Linked DNA regions of Homo sapiens: regions 1, 2 and 3 are each linked to region 4. Evidence: chromatin loops called from intact Hi-C (ENCODE). Cell type or tissue: GM12878. All regions are shown on one strand. Each heading gives the region's core, and the rest is flanking DNA. Links, peaks and the distances in the headings are about the cores only. Region 1 has its middle 380 kb from the start of LINC01170. Region 2 has its middle 16 kb from the start of LINC01170. Region 3 has its middle 190 kb from the start of ZNF608. Region 4 has its middle 150 kb from the start of LINC01170.

Evidence for each region. Hi-C counts contacts between places; a loop is a spot of excess contacts. Peaks named below come from ENCODE experiments on the same cell type or tissue, not always from the same donor. Only the 100,000 strongest peaks of a DNase experiment are listed, where the experiment ranks them.
Region 1: a loop joins it to region 4, with 4 times the contacts of the local background. A loop is called at or near these places in 5 of 110 quality-filtered maps.
Region 2: it touches region 4 in a loop (8-fold over the local background); 3 of 110 quality-filtered maps call a loop at or near these places.
Region 3: a loop joins it to region 4, with 6 times the contacts of the local background. A loop is called at or near these places in 2 of 110 quality-filtered maps.

What each region holds. Positions count from the first base shown.
Region 1 is chr5:124,054,517-124,059,516 of GRCh38, reverse strand. No RefSeq gene overlaps it. Among named protein-coding and RNA genes, the nearest start is that of LINC01170, 380 kb to the left of the region's middle. RefSeq lists an enhancer at 2,616-2,805. In GM12878, for the core only: no CTCF peak of the experiment used is centred there; DNase peaks (open chromatin) are centred at 2,176 and 2,946; H3K4me3 peaks cover 2,089 bases; H3K27ac peaks cover 741 bases.
Region 2 is chr5:124,450,566-124,458,369 of GRCh38, reverse strand. No RefSeq gene overlaps it. Among named protein-coding and RNA genes, the nearest start is that of LINC01170, 16 kb to the right of the region's middle. In GM12878, for the core only: no CTCF peak of the experiment used is centred there; DNase peaks (open chromatin) are centred at 4,569 and 4,985; H3K27ac peaks cover 294 bases.
Region 3 is chr5:124,932,043-124,939,846 of GRCh38, reverse strand. No RefSeq gene overlaps it. Among named protein-coding and RNA genes, the nearest start is that of ZNF608, 190 kb to the right of the region's middle. RefSeq lists an enhancer at 3,538-3,937. In GM12878, for the core only: no CTCF peak of the experiment used is centred there; DNase peaks (open chromatin) are centred at 3,116, 3,766 and 4,606; H3K4me3 peaks cover 385 bases; H3K27ac peaks cover 2,481 bases.
Region 4 is chr5:124,581,389-124,586,388 of GRCh38, reverse strand. No RefSeq gene overlaps it. Among named protein-coding and RNA genes, the nearest start is that of LINC01170, 150 kb to the right of the region's middle. In GM12878, for the core only: no CTCF peak of the experiment used is centred there; a DNase peak (open chromatin) is centred at 2,338; H3K27ac peaks cover 268 bases.

The sequences.
Region 1 (5,000 bases), core at 1-5,000, 530 kb after region 4:
TCCTTCCCCTCTAACATCACAATGGCTTTCCTAGAATAAGTGAATCCTCCCTCACTCTTCTCATGCTTAGTCCACATGATTTGGGTATGGCTGACTCCACCCCATGGCTCTAAGTAGGGCAGGTGACTCAGACCTGGAAGGAGGAGTACAGTAGCCCCTGACAGAATGATTACTCAGGAGAGAACGTGTGACCATCACAGCCATTTAACATCCACTTTTTCTGGAACTGCTGGGAAAGAAACATGAAATTTCTGTTGGATTTACTAATGTGAGAGCCTGTTAGTATGGAGCTGCTTGGGACCATTTCTCAAGGAATTATGTCAAAACAGAGGAAGCCCAAGTCAAGAAGAGACTAGTGTATTTCTGAAAGCACTCTTACAGGAGCAACATCCAGTGATTCTTGGGCCTAGACTTGGACTTTTCCGTTACTATCGCTGATACATTAGCCCATTTTTGCATAAGCCTGCTTGAGTTGAATTTTAGGCTCTTACAGAAGGAAGAGACATTTTGGTTATCACTATGGCTGACGCTTAAAAGAGAGATTTAAAATTTCAACTCAAATGCCCTCTCCCTTCTCACAATTTATCCAAACTTCTATTAAGCTTCTATTAAGGCTGAGTTCAAGTTATACATTCTCTGTGGGTAGCCTCCTCCTCTGGACTGTCATGTGAACCGCACAGCAAGAGAAGCAATGTAGAGGCACTGGGTTTCACAACACATGCAGTCAATTACCTGGATGGGGGCTAGGGGTCGCCAGGAGTTTAAGGACTACTTTTTAGAAATTTATTTGTTTGTCATTTACTAATTGTAGTGAGTTGAACAATGTTCCCCCCCAAATCTGTGTCAAACCAGAATCTCAGAATGTTATTTGGAAATAAGATCTTTGCAGATGTAGTTATTTAAAAATCTCAAGACGAAATTATCCCAGATATAAGGTGGGCACAAAGTTCAATGACAGGTATCCTTATAAAAGAGGAAAGGACACAGAGACCCAAGAAGAAGGCCATGTGGAAAGAGGGGCAGAGTTTGCAGTTATGTTGCCACAAGCCAAAGAACACCAGGAGCCACCACAAATTGGGAGAGGTAAGGAAGAATTCTCCCCTAAAGTCTTTGGAGGGAGCATAGTCCTGCTGACGTCTTGATTTCAGACTTCTGGCTCCCAGTGTTATGAGAAAATAATTTCTCGTTTTTAGACACCAAATTTTTTTATTATTTGTTATGGCATCCATATGAAATGAATACACCAGTGAAGCTATAAAGTATGAGAAAGTGGGGAGAAAGCTGAAAACTCTAAGAAATGACTTTGCTGGAGAAGGGGAAGTTCATGTCAAAGTTCATTAGCATTGAGATAAAAAAGATCAGTGCTATTCCCCATACACTGTACATTCTCCCTTGTGCCTTTATCCTAATTAATCAGATGCTGACCAGGCTTTGTATATTATCTGATGGCCATTCTCAGGAAAAGCAAGGATTTGCTGAGCTTTTGCACTTTTCTGAGATGGGGAAGGCACTGAGAAAAAGGGCGCATGACGATTTTACTACAGAAATTCTGCAGTGTGATTTGGCATCATGACAATTTGGCCATCTGCTTTGTGGAGGGAGTCCAGCACCATCAACGAGACAGTGTAATTTCTGTCACTTCTTAGAGAAGCATCCTTGTAACACAACAGTCCTTTGGTGGGTTCATTGTGTGGCAGTGTAAATTTTCATGACTAGGGTCCTCGTCCATCCTGGTTTGCCTCAGACAGCCCCAATTTATGCCTGTTGTCCTGGCTGAATTAATTACAGCCCTCCCTTTTTCACTTTGAAAAGTGTCCCTGTTTGGATGATAAATTATATAGCCACCTTAGCTATGACACAATCTCTCATTAAAAAAAAAAAAAAAAAGCTGTAAAGCTTTGCAAATTGATTTACTTTCATTTTCTTGCCAACCCCACAAGATTACTTACAATGTTTTGGAAATAGTAATTACATTTTTTTTTAAAGAGAGTTTTGCCTGGGAGTTAGAAAAGGGAAGTTCAAAAAGGGAAGTCTATGCTGTCTGTTTCCTAAAGACTGTTTCGCTCCTCCACAGCAGGTGCCCCCACCAGTGCCTCCCTACCCGCTCCCAGCTTTGGTGGCAGAGCAATGCCTCTATCCAGTGAAAGGAATTTGGCTGCTTCAGCAAGGTGACAACTGCACACATCCATATCTGCAAGGCAGGTGTAAGCTGGCATTTTGCCCAAGTCTAGCCAGACAGCTTCATAAATCCTGCCCTTACCACAGCCCGAATTACTTTTCATGACACAAAGCCAAGCTGTGTTATTCACCTAATGCCCCGATTTACAGTTCCCAAGACAAAAGAACATACAGATAGAGTTTCAGGGCTCTGTTTGCCTTCACGTTTATCTAAAGGTCAGTTTCAGGTCACGCTCAAGAAACCTGACAAATGGTGGTGAATAAACCTAAAAATAAATTAAATGCAAGTGGGAAACTTAAGCATTCCTTATTCTTGTGCCAAAAGAAAACTCAACCCAATTGACATTCTTTTAATATCTGAGATAAACAGCTGTTCTCTTATTCATGGCATCGTAGGGAATTATCATGCTCCCTTCAGCTCCTGCGCACATGTACATGTGTGTGCTTCCACATAAGGTACCCACATGTACACACATACACACGTCTCGGCGCAGTTCCCGTTTAGGTATTTGTTCTTGTGTCTTTAAGGACCTGAGTTCATGGAAGACTTGAGGGTCCTCAGAGTGAGAACTGCTCTTATCTGGAACAGTGCTGTGGTTGCCCAGGAGTACCACTCATGTCCTGCCAGGCTCAGGGGCACTAGGACGTCAAGCAGAAATCTCATCACTCTATGAACGAGAAAATCAGACCAACAAATGCCGGTCCTTGGAGAGAGATAATTGCTCATATGCCAGATTCATGAAGGTGAGAGTTGAGCAGTTAACCTGAAGAATGCTTCATGCAAATAGGCTTAGAACTGCGGAACAAGAAAGTGCTGGAGCCCCACCAACTGAAAATACCTCTGCAGAAACCTCAAGACCTCAACAGTCCATTGCCGAGTTGTTGGCCATGACAGGGCTTCTAGAGCAGCACTTAATTTACCCTTGGTAATTCTAAGGAAAATGATAGACAACAACAAAAAACCCACCTTCTGCCCTTCAGAAAACTGCAATAGACTTTGAGATCTACCCCACTATGCTGTGTTTTTCTATATGTAAACCTTCTCTATGATGTAGATTTTCCTTCCTCCCACTCCATCCCCAAACCCCCAGCCTCGCTTTTCTATTCACAAGATTGGGACAGAAATTTCACTAAGAGAAGTAAGACACTGCTGGAGAAGAAACACACTGAGCCCATCACATTTCACAGTGGGTTTGTAAATTCCAGCTGCCTCTGTTAGGGTTACAGAACAAGCCCAGAGTTGTTTCTAAAGACATAGTCAAGTAAAACTCATCACTGTCAAGCTTCTGAATGCAAGGAAGAAGTGTGGCAGATGAATGTGTTTCTGTGACTGGTTTGAAAACCTGCCATATGGTTTGTGGACAGTAGCATTTGGACAACTGAGGTATAAAGGAGTCTTATGGCACCATCAGCAGCCACATTTGCTCACTCTCACCCTCTCAGCTCTCACTTGTCCCACACGTACAGATGGGGCCCTACTGCAAGACTTTTTGGCTTTCCTCCTAACAGCTTCCATTGACTTACAAAGAGTGCAGGCTGGAAGCACTGGGATTTCATTCCCCCAGAGAGCAGCCAATGGCACATGGGAGTTGGTGGATATATACCCCAGTGGTGAGAACTCTGAGATATGTTTTACACTGGCTCTCAACAGTCCCCAGTGGGGTTATGCCCCCATTGCCCACCATGATAACTGGCTCAGTAGGGCACCGTTTAGCGGCTTCTTTACCTTCCCTCTCTCATTTCCTCATCCCACTACTGGTGCTACTTGGATCCCCTCACAAATAAAGCACTTGTATTAAAATCCTTATCTGGAGTCAGATCCTGGGGGATCCCAGCCTAAGAAAGCACACTATGAGGATATCTGTGAAAAGGCAGGTGGAACTACATAGATTATGTGACTTGTGTCTGAAGAGTGAGCCCCATAGGGCATTTGGAAATGGCACAGAGGATGTGCCCTGGAGTATCCACATGTATTGATGGAGGTTATAGAATGTGAACTTCCAGATGCAAATGTACTAGTAAAAAGTGCATTATTTGTGTGCATGTGCAAGCCAGGGAGTGGGGATTGTGGGGAGAGACTAGGAGGTAAGGATGTCTCATCTTCCATTATTATTAGAATTATGACTGAGAAGACAAAGCATCACTTTGAGATTTGTCTGTGTGTTTGAAAAGGCGGATGAATGTTATTAATGTATTCCAGGAAGTACTGAACACCAACTTGAAGCTTTTATCCGCTTTTCTTTGCTCTAATTTCTAAAGCAAAAATGTCTTTCCTCCAAATACTCTATTAAAAGAACGTATGAAATTAATGAAACACATCATTACTTTTACAATGGCCAAATTGTAGATTTGTCACAGTACAGAGATGGAAACTCATTAAGCTATTGTGTTTCTGCTTCACATTTTATAGTGCATTAGAAGAAAAAGAATTTTCCAAACCTACCAAACCTTCTTCTTTTCTATTGTCTTTCCAAAACTTCTTTTATAGTTTGAGCTGCAAATCATCTGACTTATCTCTCTATGCCTATAGTATCAGTAGAACAGAAATTAAGAATAGCTGTGGCTGAAAATGAGAATCTCAATTTGGGGTTGTAAATTTCATGCTTTATTTGAGAACTAGGATAGAGTTGACAAGTCTTTCCATCCTTTGAAAGAAGATGAGTAGAGCAGCATTCTTCTTTTATCATCCTGTCAAACCCCTTCCCTCATATCTTTCAGGGAAACTGTGAATTATTTATCCCACTGGGTTTGGGCATTTTAGCAAACATCAGCACTGTTGCAGTGTGAAGCCAAGCTGATCGTTCAGTTACCCTCCACATTAT
Region 2 (7,804 bases), core at 1,621-6,620, 130 kb after region 4:
TTCCTGCTTTCACTCTTAACTATTTTCACCAGACAAAACCCCCACCCCCAAATCTATTTTTCATTTTTCTTAGGAATGAATGGATAGAAGGCAGAAAACTCACTACACAATTTCATACTTCAGTTTATCTGAAATGCATATAAAATGCATATAAATGTAGCAAATTTGAGAGAAACAGGGTAGCTTGAGCCAGTGTCCTTTGTTGCTGGGTCCTGTCAGTTACTCACAGAGAGGATCCATTCAGCACAGCTGAAGTGCATCCTGCCAATACCACACATTCTGTCCACATGTAGTGTCTTCAACTTTGATGAAGGCAGGGTCAGACCACAGGGTCAAACTGTTTTACCCCGCAATTTAGTTGATGTTCCCTGAGCCCTTTAAAACTTTCTGAGCTCACAAATATTATATAATTTTAATGAATGCAAATGTTTTAAATCTGGTGTTTAAAAATTTAAGTTAGCCACTCTTCCACCAACAAATATACACGAGTGTCTATAACTTGCAAGCTATTGTTCTGGCTACCACAGAATACAAAGATGCTTGACATCTACCCCAGTCCTTCAGGTTTCTTGCAGTCCAGGAGTCTTTAGCTGTATAACTAAATATAATTACCTAGCTTTCTCTAGATCAGTCTTCTGTTTTTTAAAATTCCATATTCCATTATCACAAAGTTATTTGGCTTGGTTTGTGTTAGAAGAGAGTCACCTTTGGTCTCATCTCTTTGAAAATTCTGTTTGTTTATATATTACCATTTCAATTTACAATCACCCTGTGGTGGGATAAAGGCTTGAAAGAGGTATGATGAGCACCTTGGAGGGGGATAAGAGGATCAGTTGCCTTATTTCACAGGTGAGGAAGCTGAATACCAAAAGCCCAGAATGAAAGGTCCAAGACCTATAGCTGGATACAAATGAGCAGAGGCCTCTGGATGCTCACACCAGGATGATTTCCTTTCTCCTCAAAGATTAGGCAGAACCAAGCATCCCAGGGGTGATTGTTTGCAGGCCAGGCTACCGGTACCCACGCAGCTTCCAGCATGGTGATTTTACCACACAATGTAAACAGATGGCCCGTGGTTCCAAGAACCAGCTGAATGCTTCAATCTGTCCACTCCAGCCGTTAGGGTGAGCCGACCATCTCAATTCATATTGCAGGCCAGTGTGCCACAATTACTGCTTGATCATTTTCAATTTGGAGGATTTAAAGAAAGAGCACCCTTCTGCCTTTGCTAGAATTTAAAAAAGATATTTAGAAAATAGCAGGAAAGTGTCATCTTTGTTGTTTTCCTTGTCCATGTCAACAAGAATACATTTTCTTAAGAGATTTGTGTAACCATTCTTTTGTCTTGATCCAATTGTTAGAAATTAATTTCCCTTTGTTTTCACAGCAACATCCTTGACCTAATGGGTGCCTTTGCTCTTTATGTACACACAAAGTCATAAAAATCCTTTAAGTCTGTATGAATATCCCTCACAACATCTAAGAGGAATCCATCCAGTTTGGAGTAGTTTGGCTTGAAGGGATTTAATTGCTGCAAACTGTATTTGTAAACTAGTTCTTTCCACCACATCTAACAATTTTGTGAAGTAATTGTTAGCAGAAACAAAATCTGTATTTATTAATGTTTAGTGTGTTTCAGCTGAAATCAATTTTCAAAGCATACTTTTGAGTGCCATTTACATTCAAAAATAAACACAGCAGATGTGTTATTAGGCCGGCTTCAGGATATTCCAGGAGGCCTAATGTGCCAACATTTACTGCATCAAGGCAAATGAGTAAACCTCCAGAGTGATCAGCTCCATGGAACTAATGTTTTATCTAATCCAAGGCTCGAATGAGACATGAACAGATTTCTGCTCCGCTACGCTACCAGTAATTAGCAAAGTCTCCCTAGGTCTAGTTGCATTTAGAATAAAGTAAATAATATTCATGATTTGGCCATTTCTGTTACATTCCTGTGGCTTCTAAAATTGAAAGAATGAATTCAAACAAGCTGTTGCATATAGCAATCACCATAAATGCTTCTCCAAATAGTGTAGATTTTTTCTGGAAAATCTAAAGCTCCACATACCTAAGTCTTATACTAAATAATATTCATAGTAGAGCTGCTTAATGTTGCTTTTCAAAAACTCCAAGAAGAACCATGTATATTTTTTTAACTACAAGGGACCAGTGTATACTGATATAATTTTATGTCTCATTTTCTGGCCTCACTGAACAGAAGAGGACCTGCTAGAAAGTCTCCTGTCTTCACTTATCTTTTGCGTATTTCTAAAAATAAAATGGAAATCTTGTTAAAAGATGACAAAATACCTGTTTTATTGCAAAAGTCTTCCTTTTCACATAGAAAATGGATACAGACACGAGTTCTCAAATTGTTATCTTTCCTTAACGAAGAAAGGTGACAGGGTGAATTAGTTCTTCCTCCTTCAGAATAATGCTTTCCACATATCACCCTCTGCTGTGGTTGAGCTCCACCTACCTGGGAAGGCAGGTTATCCTCCATGACAGGGGAGACATCTGCAATATCTCTGCTCAACCAGGATTGTCCACCTTCATAAAGTCACAACGGCATTGAGATGCGGCTTTTCTTGCTGCATCTGTTTTGATGCAAAACCTACAAATGGAAAAAAGAATTTCCCAATCCCAAACACTCTGGGAAGCTCTTTGATCTTCTGTCTTGCAAGATGGGGTTCGAGTTTTAAGAAACAAATTTTTATGATTGCAAAGACCTTTGATGAGGCAAATAACATGCGGTAAACTAAGGAGTGATTTAAGATTTTGGTTTGCTAGGTTTCAGGAGCACCCCCCTTCCTTCTAATGATGTAGTGGAACATTCTCCACTTCAGTGACTTTTAAACATCGATGTTATTCCCCAGCAAACTTTCAAAATTGGTTTTATTTTTCTTACCTAACTGACGATTATAGGGTTCCTGTGAATTCTCTGCTCTTAGATAAGTTAGTGTTTCTGGATACAGAGAGTACTTGTTGGATGTCTGTTGGCTCAGTAGTTGTGTGTCACCCTGAGGCTCTGACTTAATTGGCAGCTCCACCCATGGGCAGTGGTGCCCCAGCAAGGGAAGGTGGGAAAGTTAGGCAGAGCAGAACGGCTGTTTCATTAAGTTCTCCTGACTACCTGGATTATTTGCTGTCTTAATCCCATCTTTTTTTTTAATTAATTTATCTTTTTATTACACTTTAAGTTCTAGGGTACATGAGCACAATGTGCAGGTTTGTTACATAGGTATACATGTGCCATATTGTTAACCCCATCTTTCAGGGCAGTAAAAAATAAAATAAAATAAAGATATTTCAAGGTGAAGTCTTACGTGATTGCTCCATAACTGTGGATCTCCTAAAAAGTATTTTTTTATGTGTGCCCCTCAACATTCTCAGTTGCCAGTGTGCCAAAATCGGATGAGTTGTAAAAGGTAAATATAAATTGAAAACAAAAGTGCCTACTGTAATATCTGGCACATAGTATTAAATAAATGTTAGTTGATACTGAACTATAGAGCCTTATACACAAATATCCTTCAAATGGAGAATTTTATATTGTAAAAGTCACATGATTCTCTTTTTATGCTGCCAGCAGTTCTCCATGATGGACATTCTAAATATTGAATATTATTATCTTTATTTTTGAAATGAAAGGGACGGGGAAAAAAATGTAAAAGATTAGCCTAAACGACGGTATGTGGTCACAGACAGAGGAAGCAGTCGAAGACTGATTTGTTTTATTCCATTTCATTTTTATTCAGAAAGGCAGAGGTGAGTTAGTTTTATAGGAAGTTGCAGTATCCAACTGTATTTTGTTTAATTTTTGAAACAATTTTGCTTATGTGGGTTATACTCGCTTTTAAGGTTTATTCCTGTTGAAACATGTAAATCTGGTTAATTAAAAAACTGCTGTGAAGTATTCCATTCTCAAATTCTCAAGTTTCTTGCCTTTTTTTTTAATAGTTAAAAAATTTCATTCCTTACTAAAGCAGGAATGTGTATGACAGTCATACAAGGCAATATTTCTCATGCTGGTCAAGATTTTTGGTTAAAATCTTAGCAAAGTCGTGGCAATCTTAGGAATTTAGATTTTCAGACACTGAGTAGTTGCATAAATTGGACAGTGGTTCTTTGATTTAGTTTTGTACGTGTATTCTAAGTAAGTTATTTATATAAATTACTAAACCTAACTCAGTATTTTTAATCATAATCTTCAGCATGCATCATTATATGTTGTAGAGGAAAAGAGCTTTTAATCTAGTGGAATTCCAAATCATCTGTGTTGCCGTTCCTGAGAGAAATAGATAATGTTTGGGTAATGGTTATCATGCAGTTGGTTTAGATGACTGTTGTGAACTGAGTGTTTGCATCTGCCCAAAATTCATAGGTTGAAACCGAAACCCCCAATGTGACTATATTTGGAGATAGGACCCATGAGATGATAAAGGCTAAATGAAGTTAAAGAGTGGGTTCCTAATCTCACAAGGCTGGTGCCCTTATAAAAAGAGGAAGAGAGATCAGAGCTGTCTCTCTCCATGTGAGGACACAGCAAGAAGGCTCTTGTCTGAAAGCCAAGCAGAGAGCCCTCAGCAGGAAACAAACCATGCTGGCAACCCCAAACCTGGACTTCCCAGGCTCCTTCACTGTGAGAAATCAACCTCTGTGGTCTAAGCCACCCAGTCTGGTATTTTGTTATGGCAGCTCGTGATGACTAATATAATAATCGATGTATTATAACACTTGTGGGGACCTCACAATTTTAAGGAGTGACAAAAACATGAGTCGTCCTGGGTTTTGTTTATACTCTGTGTCTCAGAATCAGTGAAGCAAAGAAGTTGATGCTGGAGTAATCTCTGCTACATCCTCAAAATGGCCCAATGAGGCCAGTGTTGAGAAATAAATTTATCGCTGCACATTATTATCATTACTACCTTAAGGATGAGGAAACTTACTTGCCAAGAGTCACACAGTTAAAGTACAAATTCAGAGGTCTTTCTATACCACACTGCCTTTTAGTTTCAAAATTCTGTCCTGAATCATTTTATTGGTATGACTTGCATCACCCTAAAGAGAGCTCTGATCTCAGGGAAGCTTTGTGCAAAAAAAGGGAACCATAGGAGCTGGATGACATTTAATTGACCCAGAAACTTCTAAAAATTCCAAAGGTGATGTTATGTGGAGTTACATGCCACTTACAGAAACCAGCTTCCAGCAAGTGGCTTACCAAGACTAAGGAGGTAGCAAAAGGTAACTGCTGAAGGTGAGAGAGTGGCTTGGTGCAGTGATTTCAGAATAGAATCTATCAGTCAAGGTCCTGGCAGGAAGAGTACTTTCAGGCTGGGTGTTTGATGAAAATTTCTAGGAGAACATGAACAGGGTTTTCAAAAAGTGACTAAGGCTGGTGTAGCACCCCTAAGGGGCATTAAGAATGCAGGGCCATTATTATCCCAGGCCTGAAGAGGACAGTGCGGGTGAGCAATTATAGGAGCCCAGAGAGAGAATTGTGTGGAAAGAGCTCCTGACAGGAGCTTTGACCTTCTGTGGAGAGTCACAGCCTGTCCACAGCGACCCTCATTCTCTTCCTACCCTCTGCACTCTGCAAACCAGGGGAAGTGGGGCAGTGGCTCAACACAAGCAGAAGCCAAAGGACAAGGGAGTGCTGATAGCTATATAAACCTCCTCCTGTGCGTGCACATGCATGTACACACACACACACGCACGCGCGAGAGTATAGAGAGAGGATCTGCCTGGACAGGCAGTTCAAATGTATCAGACTCCTTCATTGTGGCCCCTCAGTACTCTATGATCTGGCCTATCCCTGCCTTCCTGCTCACCACACACCACTCACTCTGCTCAGCCACACTGACCCTGGGCCATGGGTCATTTGTGCGATTCTCTGTGAGACATTGTTCTTCCTCAGCTCAAGCACGTCTTTTTCAGAGACCCCTTTCCCCCACCAGAGTTTCTGCTCTCCCTTAAGTTCTCCATTTTTACCCACATGTGACCCCACTCACCCTTTTCTTTGATTCCCTTGTTTTGTTTCCTTCGTGCAGCCCCTAGTTTCTTAGCTTGGGAAGATACTTATCATTCATCATCCCCTGTATTTTTGAAAACTCCAGGAGATCTGGGCCTTGTCTGCTTTGTTCCCTGCTCTATCTTTAGCCCCTGGAACAGTGCCTGGCATTTTGTAGGCTCTTGAGATAGGCTTGTTGAATTGCCGAATGAGTGAATGAATGAACAAATGGAGTGTTTGGGGTGTACAGTGTAAAGCACAACTTAATAACTAAGACTCTGGAATGTAGCAAATAAATAAAGTGGCCGAGGGCATCAGGCAGAGATATGTGGAGTTCTATAGCAAAGAGCATCAAATTATGTCTTTATGCTGTCGCTGTTGAATTTACTGGCCCCAGGATTACACTGAACAAAGTCCTTATTGAACCCAGCATTTCAACAGTGCTGTCCTTGCTGCCTGTTAGAAAGCATAAACTGGAAGTCTTGATAAGTGGCAGCAAATGCTCTTGTTTTCCGTGAGCATCTCGGAAACATCAGGGACAAAGTCAATTTGATGCTTTTCTTGAGAAAGCCCATCAGTTTAGGTGATGCGTTTACATTTTTTTCATACTATATGATTTAATTCTCCATACTGTTCCTATATATCAGAGTTTTTGATCTTGATTCCTTTGACTAGGATTTTAAATATGTTTATTGAATTAAATTTCTTATTCAATTTATGGGTCAAGGGGGTCCAGTATGCCCCATTAGCTGATAGATGGACTGACCATGATGCTATTTTTTTCTGCCAAGCTAAGCTTCTCCTAAGCTGCATTTCTGTTTGGTCAAGGAAATCCTCCCCCTCCTTCCATCTCCACTTCCCTCAGTAGCGCCTTTACTTAACACTTGTAGATTTTTTTGGTGATTTACAAAAATCACATTTTCCCTTTTAGAAATAATTGATCTTTGAATCTGGGGATTCTTGCCCCACTTAAGATACTTAAAGAAACTCTAGTGAGTGTGTGAATTAATTAAGAGGTATTGAGTGGCTCCACCATGCTGGGTGCTATCTGGGCCCTGAAAACACCAGGAAGAACAAGACAGACTTGGTTCACTTCTTATGGAGCTTCTTGTGAGTTGGGGGAAGATTTTTTAAAAACCAAGAAAATATAAAATAAAGAAAGGAATTATAAGCTGTGTAAGGTAGAGCATCCCCAGGGGCCCCACTTTAGGCAGAGCCATCAAGGGGGCCCTTTCTGAGGGGTAATCAAAAGGTAGATGGGAAAAGCAGGTGGGAGGGGGGCACTCTGGACAAAGGGAACAAGGCCAAGTCCCTGAGTGAAGGAGGAAATGCTATATTTGTGGCAGTGAGAAGAGGCCACCAGGGGTGAGGAGCCCTGAGTTAGGGAAGAGTGGCTTGCAATAACTCTGCAGGCCATGGTGAGGATGTATGACTTCAATCTAACTGCGGTGGATGCCTTTGATAGATTTTAAAGAGGAGAGTGATATGATAGCATTTCCATTTTAAGATACATTTGCCTATCTGTATTGAGGGAATCAGAGGCAGAAAGTGTAGCAGAGTAAATCAGTTAGGAAGCTATGACATCGAGCTATAGGAGGCTGAGAGGAGGCCATTCATGTTCAGGAGGAAATAATGATAAAGTGGGATTGTGGGTTTGGGGTGGTAAAATGAACAATTGGTGTTCACTTTCTATTTGCTTAATGAAGTACGAGGTAAAGTTGTCAGCTGAGAATAAGGGCAGAGGGGGAGGTGTGGAAGGTCTGAGGCAGTGCTGTGAAACAGCCATCTTGG
Region 3 (7,804 bases), core at 1,632-6,631, 350 kb before region 4:
GAATAGTCCCAGGACCTGCAAATTATCCAGCCATAGGCAGATTAATTGAAGAAAAGATAAAAGTTTATTTTCACGTGCATGCAAGAGTTGCTCAGTCACGAGTAACTCACTGAATAGCCAGAGACAAGAGGTTTATATAACGATTTCACAAAAGGAGGGGAGGGTTTCACTGCGAAGGTATAAAGGGTTCTATTGGGCTTTTTGTTGTTAATGGGAATAGGCAGTCTATCTCTTTCCTGGCTGGAAATTTTCCCACGGAGGCGATGGGTGTTATGGCAGCTGAATTCATAGTTCCCAGTGCTAAGGGTTAACCTTTCTTCAAATGGTAAACTCCCTCAGATGGGGGTCAACAGCAGCTGTATTTTGGGAGGGTTCTACTCAAGTGTAAATAATGTTTCTTTCTGTGGCTGCTGCCTGTTCAGATGTTTTCAGTTTAAAATAGTCTTCATAGCACTTTGGTGGGCAGCTAATTCCTTCAATCTAACCCCTTCGGCCTGTGCAGACAGGCCCCCATGATGCATTACTCACGAGGCACCTTTCATACAAAAGAGCACGTGACGTCTCCCTGGGACATTATCTTTATACTGAGCATGGTGTAAGGCCCTGCTCAAGGACATCACTCTGGTAAATGTCTCTGCTCAGTTCTGAATCATCAGCTTTTTCTTCTCAACTGCATCATCCTGTTATATACAAACGTATATACATCCTGTTATATACAAAACAGCCTTTTTTTTTTTTTTGAGGCGGAGTCTTGCTCTGTCACCCAGGCTGGAGTGCAGTGGCATGATCTTGTCTCACTGCAACCTCCACTTCCTGGGTTCAAGCGATTCTTTTGCCTCAGCCTCCCGAGTATCTGGGATTACAGGTGCCCGCCACAGTGCCTGGCTAATTTTTGTATTTTTAGTAGAGATGGGGTTTTGCCATGTTGGCCAGGCTGGTCTCGAACTCCTGACCTCGTGATCCACCCGCCTCAACCTCCCAAACTGCTGGGATTACAGGTGTGAGCCACCACGCCCGGCCAACCTTTGATTTTATAAGGAAAATTTAAATATGTATTAGGCATTCAATGGTACCTAGGAATTACTGTGACTCTAGTCACAGGAGACCCTCACCCTCAGGAAAGATAGGAGACCACGCAAATACAACGCACACAGAAGGCATTCTATTCATCCTGCTTGTTGAAAACCCTGTCTTCTCCCACAAGCCTAGGGTCAAGCCTGCTCAGAAAGGAGGAGAAAAGGTACGGATTCAGACCAGTCTCCATATCAGATCTGTCTCCAACACCTAGAGACAGTGTAGCAACAAGCCCACAGAGACAGCTCTCATCAGAAAGGCATCTCCATATGCCTGGCAGTGAGATCTAGTGAATCAGTGATGCTTGAGAACTTCGGATGTTGTCCTTGGATCAAACATGTAAAACTGGTCCACATATATTACACTCTGTATATCATTATATATTATATATGTTGCTTAACAACAGGGGTACATTCTGAGAAATGTGTCAATAAGCAAATATGGTGCTGTACAACTATCATAGAGTGTTCTTACACAAAACTAGGTGGTGTAGCCTACTTCACACCTAGGCTGTATCAAATAGCCAGTTGCTCCTAGGTTACAAACCTGTGCAACATTTATTGTACTGAGTACTACAGGCATTTGCAACACAATGGTGTCTTACATATCTAAACATAGAAAAAACATACAGTAGAAATACAGTATTAGAATTTTATGGGACCACCATCATATATGCAGTCTGTCTTTGACCAAAATGTTGTTATGCAGCACTTGACCATATATATATATATACATACACACATACACAGGCATACCTCAGAGATATTGCAGGTTCAGTTCCAGACCACTACAATAAAATAAGCATCAAAATACATCAAGTTGGCAGGGCATGGTGGCTCACACCTGCAATCCCAGCACTTTGTGGTGCTGAGACGTGCGGATCTTATGAACCCAGGAGTTCGAGACCAGCCTGGGCAACATGGCAAAACCCTGTCTCTATTAAATAGAAAAATTAGCCAAGCTGGTGGCACACATCTGTAGGCTAGCTACTCGGGAGGATGAGGTGGGAGAATTACCTGAGCCCTGGGAGGTTGAGGCTGCAGTAAGCTGTGATCGCATCACTGCACTCCACCCTGAGTGACACACTGAGACCCTGTCTCAATAAATTAATTAATTCAAAATAAATCCAACCACATGAATTTTTTGGGTGCCAGTGCGTATTAAGGTTGTTTACACTATACTGCAGTCTATTAAGTGTGCCATAGCATTATGTCTAAAAAACAATGTACATATTTTAATTTTAAAATGGTTTATTGCTAAAAATGCTAACAAAGTGAGCATATGGTGTTAGAAAAATGGCGCTCATAGACTTGTTCAACACAGGGTTGCCACAAACCTTTAATTTGTCAAAAAAACACAGTATCTGTGGAGCAAAATAAAGCAAAGCCCAATCAAATGAGGTATGCCTGTCTATAAAATATTTTGTCTCAAAAAAAGTTGACTCAATTTTGAGTGGCTAAAATTTTAATACATAGTCCTATGAAGTTGAAAAATAATATCTCTAGGCAGCCATCCTGGTTTTAATCTAATAAATTATGAAATACAAATTAACAAAGACTTGAAGGACTAGGTTAAATAGGCGATCCTAAACGTTAATCATATCACCTACTAGACGCAATTAGCTTTTGGAATAAAAGAGTAAGCATAAATATAATCAACTAATTTGTCAGATTCACCAAATACTATATTGATGTTATAAAAACTAATTCTTGGGCCATCCTGAGATTGACAACAAAATATTGACAGAATTAGACATTCATAAACACAGCCATGCCACTGCCATCCGTGCATTTCTCTTTGTGGCCTTTCCTTGCACTAAGCTAATATTTTTTTCTATTAATTTCCTTATTAATTCAAAATTAGCTAATGGTTTTGATAGATATAATCAAGGGAAAAGAAAGATGATAAACGCAAAAACGTTTTTGTGGTTTTTGCTGTTGTTTTATTGTTCTTCTCAGTGATGGATTACATTTTAAAAGGACCAGAATGTTGGTGCATTGCTAAGTCCTACAACGTGACCTTCTAAGGCCACTGAAGCTGAAAAGTGCCACATTAGGACTCAGAGTGAAAGTCACACTAATAGACTTTAGGCAAATTATTGTTTATTTTTATTTTTATTTTTTGAGATGGAGTTTCTCTCTGTCGCCCAGGCTGGAGTGCAGCGGCGCGATCTCGGCTAACTGCAAGCTCTGCCTCCCAGGTTCAAGCGATTCTCCTACCTCAGCCTCCCGAGTAGCTGGGACTACAGGCACCCGCCACCACGCTGGGCTAATTTTTTGTATTTTTAGTAGAGACAGGGTTTCACCTTGTTAGCCAGGATAGTCTCGATCTCCTGACTTCGTGATCTGCCCACCTCGGCCTCCCAAAGTGCTGAGATTACAGGCGTGAACTACTGTGCCTGGCCTAGGCAAAGTTTTTTATGTTGCCAAATTAACTGAAAGAAAAGATCTGCTGGGGTACCAGGCATGGTTTCTCCATTTTGGGGGCACAGCCAATGGATGAAACATACACTGTTGTATAATGGAGGATTTGGCTGGCTTGTGCCCCTGGTTCCTGTGACAGAGCCTCTAAACTCTTGGAATTTCCCAAGTGATAGAAGCGTCTTTATTATTCATGGTAGACCTCTCTGACCACACTGGAGTTTATGCTAATGATGTGACTCATAGTTCTAGGTATTTTCAGCATGGGGGCTTTCCATGCTGGAGAGAAAAATTATGTGGTTAGAGGGTTGGGGCTTCAAGCCATATGTTATCAACGTGACTTCCCAGCCTCTGGGGAGGGAAGGGGGGGTCTAGGGATTGAGTTCAATCATGTGGCCAGTGATTCAGCCAATCAAGCCTATAGAATGAAACCCCAGTAAGAGCTCTGGACACCCAAAGCTTAAGTGAGCTTCCAGGTGAGTGACACATATTGATGTGCCAGGAGGGTGATACATCCTGAAGACATGGAAGCTCTGTGTTGGGGACCCTCTAAGATCTCAACATATGTTCTTCTCATTTGGCTAGTCTTGACTTTATATATATATATATATATATATTTTTTTTTTTTTGATATGGAGTCTCACTCTGTCACCCAGGCTGGTGTGCAATGGCGCATCTCAGCTCCCTGCAACCTCTGCTTCCTGGGTTCAAGAGATTCTTGTTTCAGCCTCCCTAGTAGCTGGGATTACAGGTGTGTGCCATCACACCTGGCTAATTTTTGTATTTTTAGTAGCAATGAGGTTTCACCATGTTGCCCAGGCTGGTCTCAAACTCCTGGCCTCAAGTGATCCACCCGCCTCAGCCTCCCAAAGTGATGGGATTACAGGTATGAGCAACTGTGCCTGGCAACTCATGTCCTTTATAATAAAATTGTAATCCTAAGTGTAACACTTTCTGGAATTCTGTGAGTTATTCTAGGAAAGTATAGAGCCTGAGGAAGTAGTGGAAATGCCTAAATTTGTCACCAGTTGGTTAGAAGTGCAGGTGGCTGGAAAGCCCAGAGCCTGTGGCTGGTGTCTGAAGTGAGAGAAGTCTCGTGGTGGACTACACCCTCAACTTCCGCAATTTGACCTAATTCCAGGTAGTTAGTGTCAGAATGGCATTGCAGATACATACACAGAGAAAGTCGAGCACGATGCAATAAATGTGATGAGATAGGCAGGCACTGAGAAAATGCAGTGAGCACACAGAGAGAAGCCCATAACCCAGCACCTTCCCTGAAGTCAACAAAACCTTTCAGCAATGTTACTTGAGATGACTCCGAGAATGTTTGCTTTGTAAAATTCAAAAGTTAAAAGAAGAACATAAATCACCCAACCAAGGATCATCAAATCAATATTTATGTTTCTGTCATATTTTCTTCTACACATATTTCTATGGATTTTTACATATTTGAGGTACTACTCGATGTATGATTATTTTCACTTTCATTGAACATTTCCTAAGCGTAACCTCTTGGCATGAAAGGCTTATCACACATTTTCATTTAATGGCTATACGCTACGCTATCACATACATTCAATGTAATTTATATAACTGTTTTCCTAATTTGGGGCATTAAGGCTGCTTGTGGGTTTTAATATAACAAATAGTGCTAGGATAAATATCTTTACACATATATCTTTGTCCACATTTCTGATTATTTCCTTAGGATAGACTCTCAAAGTAGAGTTACTGAGTAAAAGATTTGTTTGTGCTGAGCACAGTGGCTCAACGACTGTAATCCCAGCATGCTGGGAGGCCAAGGTGGGCGGATCAATTGAGGCCAGAAGTTTGAGACCAGCATGGCCAAGATGGTGAAACCCTGTCTCTACTAAAAATACAAAAATTAGCCGGGCATGGTGGCACGTGCCTGTAATCCCCGCTACTTGGGAGGCTGACGCAGGAGAATCACTTGAACCCAGGAGGTGGAGGGTGCAGTGAGCCAAGATAGCGCCACTGCACTCCAGCCTGGGCAACAAAGCAAGACTCCATCTCAAAAAGAAAAAAAAAGAAAGAAAATAAATTTGTGCACCTCCTGAAGCCTGGTGCCAAATTTATTTATAGAAATATAAATTTACCTTCCTGCTAAGCATGTGTGAGACGCCTCTAACTTAACACTCACCAGTCAAAATTAAATTGTTAACTTTAAAAATTTAGAAGTTTGGGCCAGGCGCAGTGACTCACATCTGTAATCCCAGCACTTTGGGAGGCCGAGGCAGGCGGTCACAAGGTAAGGAGATCGAGACCATCCTGGCTAACACGGTGAAACCCCATCTCTACTAAAAATACAAAAAATTAGCCGGGTGTGGTGGCAGGCACCTGTAGTCCCAGCTACTCGGGAGGCTGAGGCAGGAGAATGGCCTGAACCCAGGAGGTGGAGCTTGCAGTGAGCTGAGATCGTGCCACTGCACTCCAGCCTGGGCGACAGAGCGAGACGCCATCTAATAAAAAAAAAAAAAAAATTTAGAAGTTTGATAGGTCCTTCAAATGTATTTGTTTTAATGTGCATTCAACTACTTGTAAGACTGTATTTTTTCATGTCCATTGGTTATTCCTATTTATTCTGTCTTAGTACTTGTTCTAAGTATTTATTGGAATCTTAAGTGTTTAGCTTTAACTATTTGTTAAATATATCATATAAAGTTCATGTACTATAGATTTTTCCTAAAGAGTGATGCTATGATGTAAGGGTGTTAATCCTTTATGAAGTTAGTTAGGAAGTTAACCCTTCATATTATTTTTAATAGCTTTTGTTTCAAATTGTTGAGTTTTGAGAATTTTACTTTTTGTGGAAAAAAATTTTTTGGGATATTTTTGTTCATGATTGTGTGACAGACATTGAGGTGACCTGCTCAGATTGCCTTTCCAGAAAGAACTCCTGTCCAGTGAGTAGGAGTGTGTTTAGCTGATGGCCTCTAGTTATCAGTTCCTTCAGGTTTTGCCTCAGCTTTTGAGCTGAGGGCACATTATTTTGGGGGTGGTCCTCAACCAATGACTGAGCCAGGCAGTTGTTTAAGGGCCTACCCATCTTCACCAAACACAGGACCCCTCTAACGGGCATTTTTAATATTTTTTTACCCAGCACTGGAGCTTGAATGCAATTGCTCCAATAAAAATGTCATGATCATTTGCCCAGTTCCTGAACCTGAGCAATTCCAGACCTGGAATCTATTAACCAAAGAAGTGGCTGGGTTCCCAGGGGGAAAACCCTGCCAACACTGAGACAAATATACAGAGCACTGACACTCCAAGTTCTTCTCTAAAGGCATTTATGGCCATTTATTCAAGTGAATACATAATATGGTAAGAATGACCAGACCCTTTAAGGGGTATTAGATAAAGAGTCCAAGTGGTCACTGAAACTCGGGGACATGGAATGTCATCATGGCCTCTCTTCTTAGAGTGGGGTCACATAGGAATCAAGAAATAATGAGGCCAGGCACAGTGACTCATGCCTGTAAACCTAGCACTTCGGGAAACGGAAGTGGGAAGATTGCTTGAGCCTAAAAGTTTGAGACCAGCCTGGGCAACACATTTCTTTAAAAAAAAAAAAAAAAACATCAGCTAGGCATGGTGGCACGTGCCTGTAGTCCCAGCTACTTGGGAGGCTGAGGTGGGAGGATCACTTGAGCTGGAAAGGTCGAGGCTGCAGTAAGCAGTGATCACACCACTGCATTCCAGCCTGGGTGACAGAGACCCTATTTAAAAAAAAGAAACAAGAATGAAGAAATTTCAAGGCCTAGAGTAATAATAATATGTCCTCTAGGTTCACAAACCCTCCTGGTGGTCAGTTCCCTAGTCCCTGAATGTATAATTAGATTTAACACACTTGAAAATTAGAAAACCATCTATATTGAGACATTGGCTTATAGGAGTAATAGTTATCAGAGTGTGGAAAGCCAAATTGGAGGCTATGAAATAATCCACCACCACTCTCCAGTCAGCATAGCAAATCAAAAACATTACTGCATCCCAGGTAAGAAAATGAGGAGCACCAAAGACTAGTGCTTTTGTTTTGTTTTGTTTTTTGTTTTTTGCAATGCAGTTTCACTCTTTTTGCCCAGGCTGGAGTGCAATGGCACAATCTCGGCTCACTGTAACACCTGCCTCGCGGGCTCAAGAGATTCTCCTGCCTCAGCTTCCCGAGTAGCTGGAATTACAGGTGCCCACTAATTTTTGTATTTTTAATAGAGACGGGGTTTCACCATGTTGACCAGGCTGGTCTTGAACTTCTGACCTCAGGTGATCTGCCCACCTCGGCCTCCCAA
Region 4 (5,000 bases), core at 1-5,000:
ATTCTGAAAAAATTCCAACATGGATTCTTATTTAGCCTGGATTCGGTTTACTTCAAGCAAATGTATTAAATTCAAATTTCATTCAGAAGCAAAGTCAATCTTATTCTTGAAATTACAGAATAGCCATTCTTGCCATGTTCAGTTTCTATGTGGCAGAGAACTACCCTGGGCTTACCTGCCGCAGTAGGATAAAAACTTCTGCTTCAGAGGAAACAAGAAAGAATAACAGGAGAATAGTGACTGCAAACTCTGCTTTCTGACACGATTATTGTAGCTTGTGACTCGGGACGATGTAATGTTTCCCTTAACTATGTTAAATGTTAGCACATTTTGTATTTAAAAGATCCCAAAGGTGAATCTTCTATAGCTGCTATTCATACTCTGAAAAGTCAAGTACTCTTAGGGTTGAAAGTGGGGAGCACAGGGTATTATTGCAAAAGGGGAGCATGAATCCGTGTGGTCTCTGAGTGTTACTGATATGGAGATATGGACAGGAGACAGGGAAATACTGGGTAGAAGAGGGCAGTTCCCCAGCAAAGGCCCCACCCTCAAGCCTGGAGACCCATGGCCCTGACTTGGAACAGGCATTTCTGTTTTCTGCCCAAAAAGTTGCCTTTTGGCCCACCACACCCCCCTATCCTGTACCCATGTAAACTGCAAACCCCAGGCTCCAGAAGCTGATGAGGAGATGAGCAGACAAGGAGACCAGGAGACAAGCAGACGAACAGCAGAACGGTGTGGCAGAGAAAGAGAGAAGGGAAGGCATGTCTGAATGCTGAGAGGAGTTTGGCTGGGGGCGGTCAGAGGGGAGTTTAGCTGCTGGATGGCCAAACTCCAGGGGAAGATCATCTTCCCACTCCATTCCCCCTTCCAGCTCCCCATCCTTCCCACTGAGAGCCACCTCCACCACTCAATAAAACCTCTCATTCATCCTTCAAGCCTGTGTGTGACCTGATTCTTCCAGGATGCTGGGCAAGAGCTCAGGATACAGAAAGCTGTCACACTGGCCTTCTGCCCTTGTGAAAAGGCAGAGGGTCCATTGAGCTGGTTAACACTTAAGCTCTCTGTAGACAGCAAGGCTAAAGGAGCATTATAACACTGGGGCTGCAGGCACACCCCCAAACACGGGGCTGGAGCCCACAGCACTCACCCTGATTACTATACCTGCCTGTCTGTGTACTCCCCCTCCAGTCAGGAGTTTGAGCAGCAGCAGTGATGGAACAGATGAGTCACAGATCTGTTACATGTCCTATGAGGGGGATCAGGGAACTCTCCTGTTTCATTACCAGTAAAAAGAAATGTCACATACATATATACTATGTTAAATGTATGTGTATCCTATTAAGAGAAATTAGAAGAAATTCCTTTAAAATTGTGATTGGGTTCATAAAGTTGCCTTTTAGCTTTATGTACTTTCTTTTATGTTTTTTTAAGAGATGGGGTCTTGCCTTGTTGCCCAGGCTGGAGTACAGTGGTGTGATTATAGCTCACTGCAGCCTCAAACTTACCAGCTCAAGAGATCCTCCCTCCTCAGCTTCCCAAGTAGCTGGGAATACAGGTGAGTGCCACCATGCCTGGCTAATTAAAAAAAAATTCTGGAGAAGACACAAACCATCCTTGCTATGTCCTGACCCACAGACTCTATAAGCATATTAAAATAGCTATTTTATACCATGAAGCTTTGAGGTAGTTTGTTACATAGTGAAAATAATGGAAACAGGATTCTTCTTACCTGAATAAAAACCATAACACTAAAACAAAATAGACCATCAAACTCAAGGAATTTGGAAACTAGGGTCAGCCAGGATTCTTTGGTTGCAAGCAACCAAAACCCACTCACTTAAGCAAAAGAGAATTTACTGGCAGGATATGGGGCTGGAAGGATCTAGAGGAATTAAGAACAATTCCACTTAAAAAGGCCCTCTGAGGGCCTGGGCAGAAGGAACTGATGAAGAATTTCTTCAAGTCTCAAGCACTGCTATGAATGTGCTCTGACCGTAGTCAGTTGTGTCACTCTAATTAAGATTTTAATTACAAGGAAAGCAATCAGTCAACCCAGACTGAGCCACACGCCTGCACCTTGTCTAGCAGAAGACAGGCACAGTGATTTGCAGCTTCACCAAGATCAGCACACAATGGGGAAGGGCTAAGTACCCCAAGGGAAATCAGGGTGCTCTTATTTACAAAAGGAGGACTAGATATGCAAGCATCCAAAACTCATGTTGTGTGGAACTAGTAATTCAAACGTTCTCTCACTGCACTATGAGGCTTGTGGTTTCAGGTTCTGAAATCAGCTTTATTCCAGTGTTGATAGTACTCAAAGATGACTGAAGTGGATTAGGTTTCTGGTGGCTGTTCAGTGCAGATTGGAGTTTAAGGCGTTTCCTGCTTCATATTTGCATAACCAATACTGTCTTGGGTACTGAGAGTGCGTAGATGAGTCATTCTCTAGTTGATTCATAGTGAAAGTAGTGGAGCTTGTATATTGCTGAAGCTGACTTTTTATATTGGTGGTAGTAGTAGCACTCACCCAGGCCCCCCTGTCCCACAGCTATGTGACTTTTGGCTGCTAATGACAACCACTTTCCCTTCTCCAGAGAACTGGCATCAACTGGGGAAGCCTCTGTCCTTCCTATAGTTAGTGACTAAGAAGGGCTTATGACAAAGGTTAGCCCTTTGCTTCAAAGGGAGATAACTCTGCTGCATGGTTTGCGCTCTAGAATCCTCTTCCTGTGAATCAGGCCAAGGAGAGGCTTCACCTGAATTTACATCACGTGCTTGCTTGTCTCTGTCCCTTTCTTTGCTCCACTTCCTTTCTTACAGATTTCTACTGAGAGGCGGTCCTTAATAAATCACTTTCATAAGGATCCCCATCTCAGGCTCTGCTTCTAGGTAACACAACTTAGAACATGAATCTATGTCTGTGGTTCTCAAACTTTTGCGTGCATCACAATCATTTGGAAGGCTGGTTAAAAACACAGATCTCAGAATTTCTGATTGAGTAGGTCTGGGGTGTGGCCAAAGAATGTGCAAATTCCCAGGTAATGCTGATGTTGCTGGTATGGGTACCACATTTGGAGAATCATTGTCTTGGTGATTGCTGGGTGGTATGATTTCAAGCACTGAGAAGTCTCTTCTGTACTTCATGCCTACGGCAAAACTATTTTGCCAAGTAGCCCTGCCATGGAACCTAAAATTCATGCTTAACTCTCTTTGGTTAGGAGGTTGAAGACTAAAGTATAAATGCAAATGTTATCCAGAAAAGCACAAACATATTATGTTTTATCCCTTACATTGGCTTTAGCATAGTATGGTTTACTTAGCCAATTACCTAGTAGAGCTCCGAGAAAAAAGGCAATTAAGAACAGGAAGGTTTTGATAGGGTAAAAAAAATCAAGAAAGTCCCATCACGGTATATTTCCAACTCATTTTAGTCACAGAATTCTTTCTTCAAACAAAAACTTTAGAGAAAGTCCAATACAGAGACCTAAGTGCATAGACTCTAAAGAAATCATTAAGGCTGACTGGTCTTCTCACTGGCTGTGTTGGCTGGTTCAAGAGGTGCAGGATCTTTAGCTACTTCTGTTTGATCTGGGCCTGTTCCAGGGCTGGTTCCATATGGCAAGCTTATTTTGAGGAAATACACCAACCATATGATTTCACTGGGAAACTAGAGCCCCCATATTGTATTTCAAGATCTGCAGTACTACTGCTGAGAAAACATGCATTATGAAAGAAAACAGGATTTGGCGCCATTGTTTATATAAGTGATGCTTAGTAAAATCCATGTTAGAGGAATACCAATGTCATGGGCCATGTACAAATTTTTTGATGTTTTCCCTTCTGTGTATTTCATGGTCTTGCTTTTTGTTCCATTAAAAAAAGTCTAGGGCATATGAAAATGCTTAAGTAACCACACATTGCGGCCCGTGATGGCTTGGTTTTGATGAATGATGTGGGATTGCGCAGCTCATTGCAAAGTAATGCTTTTAACTTAAATCAAATCAGTTTTAAGTGAATATGTTTTGCACATTTATGCTCCAGAGTTTGAAAAAACTTTCTTCCTAGAAAACAGCACTTCTTCAGACACTCCCACCAGTGGGGGGTTGTGGGGGTCGCCTCTCTGGCTCAGTTAAGGAGAGTGTTTACTTGCTTTGTCTTCAAACTGCTACAAGTTTAGGGCCCACAGGGCTGCTGTCTTCTTAATGAAGCGGTTAATGATGTGTGAATTATAGATCCTGACAACCCCTTTAATAAAAACAACAGGACTGCATCCACAGTATAGTGTGGCTGCTAAGTAATGACAGACTGTCTGCTTAACATAATGCAGTGTCTTTAAGTAAAGCGCCATTCTTGCATGGCGGCATTGAAAATTCCTGGTCAGTGCAGAGAAGAACAAGTGTCCTGAAGAACACGTTGATGCACAGGACACTTCTCTTCCATTCAACTGGGGCTTGGAGTGCAGGAGCCAGAGAGGTTTTAGAGACATAGCAGAATCACGAACAAGCAGCTGTTTAATACTCTTTGCTTTGTCGCCTTTGCTTTCCTGTGAGGTGCCCCTGATAGCAAAGGGCTGTATGATGGATGTTTTAATAGTCTAAAAGTTGCCCTCTTCTCCCCCTCCTCCCCACTGGAGCACAGGAATGCTGGCTTTCCAGTTGATTTCAAAGAACTAATTGTCTGCTCTGAATACCTACTGATGCTTGGATAGGATAATATGCGCGCCTGGACTTAGCCAGACAAGCCGTGCAGAGGCCCAGCTGTGGAGCCAGGCACATTCTGGTTGCTGACCTGGACAGTCAGAATGCATGAAAGCCTGGCTTGTGAGGAGCTGAAACACAAACCCAAACCTAAACAAAGCCTTTTCTCTATTTAATTTGGTGGCCACTTTTAAGAAAAAGTGAATTCACTTTCAATCCCTCTATAGGCACTGAATGTGGATTCACAGGCCAAAGTCCAATCTCTTTATCATTATCCCTGGGATGAGAAAATCCAAGTCT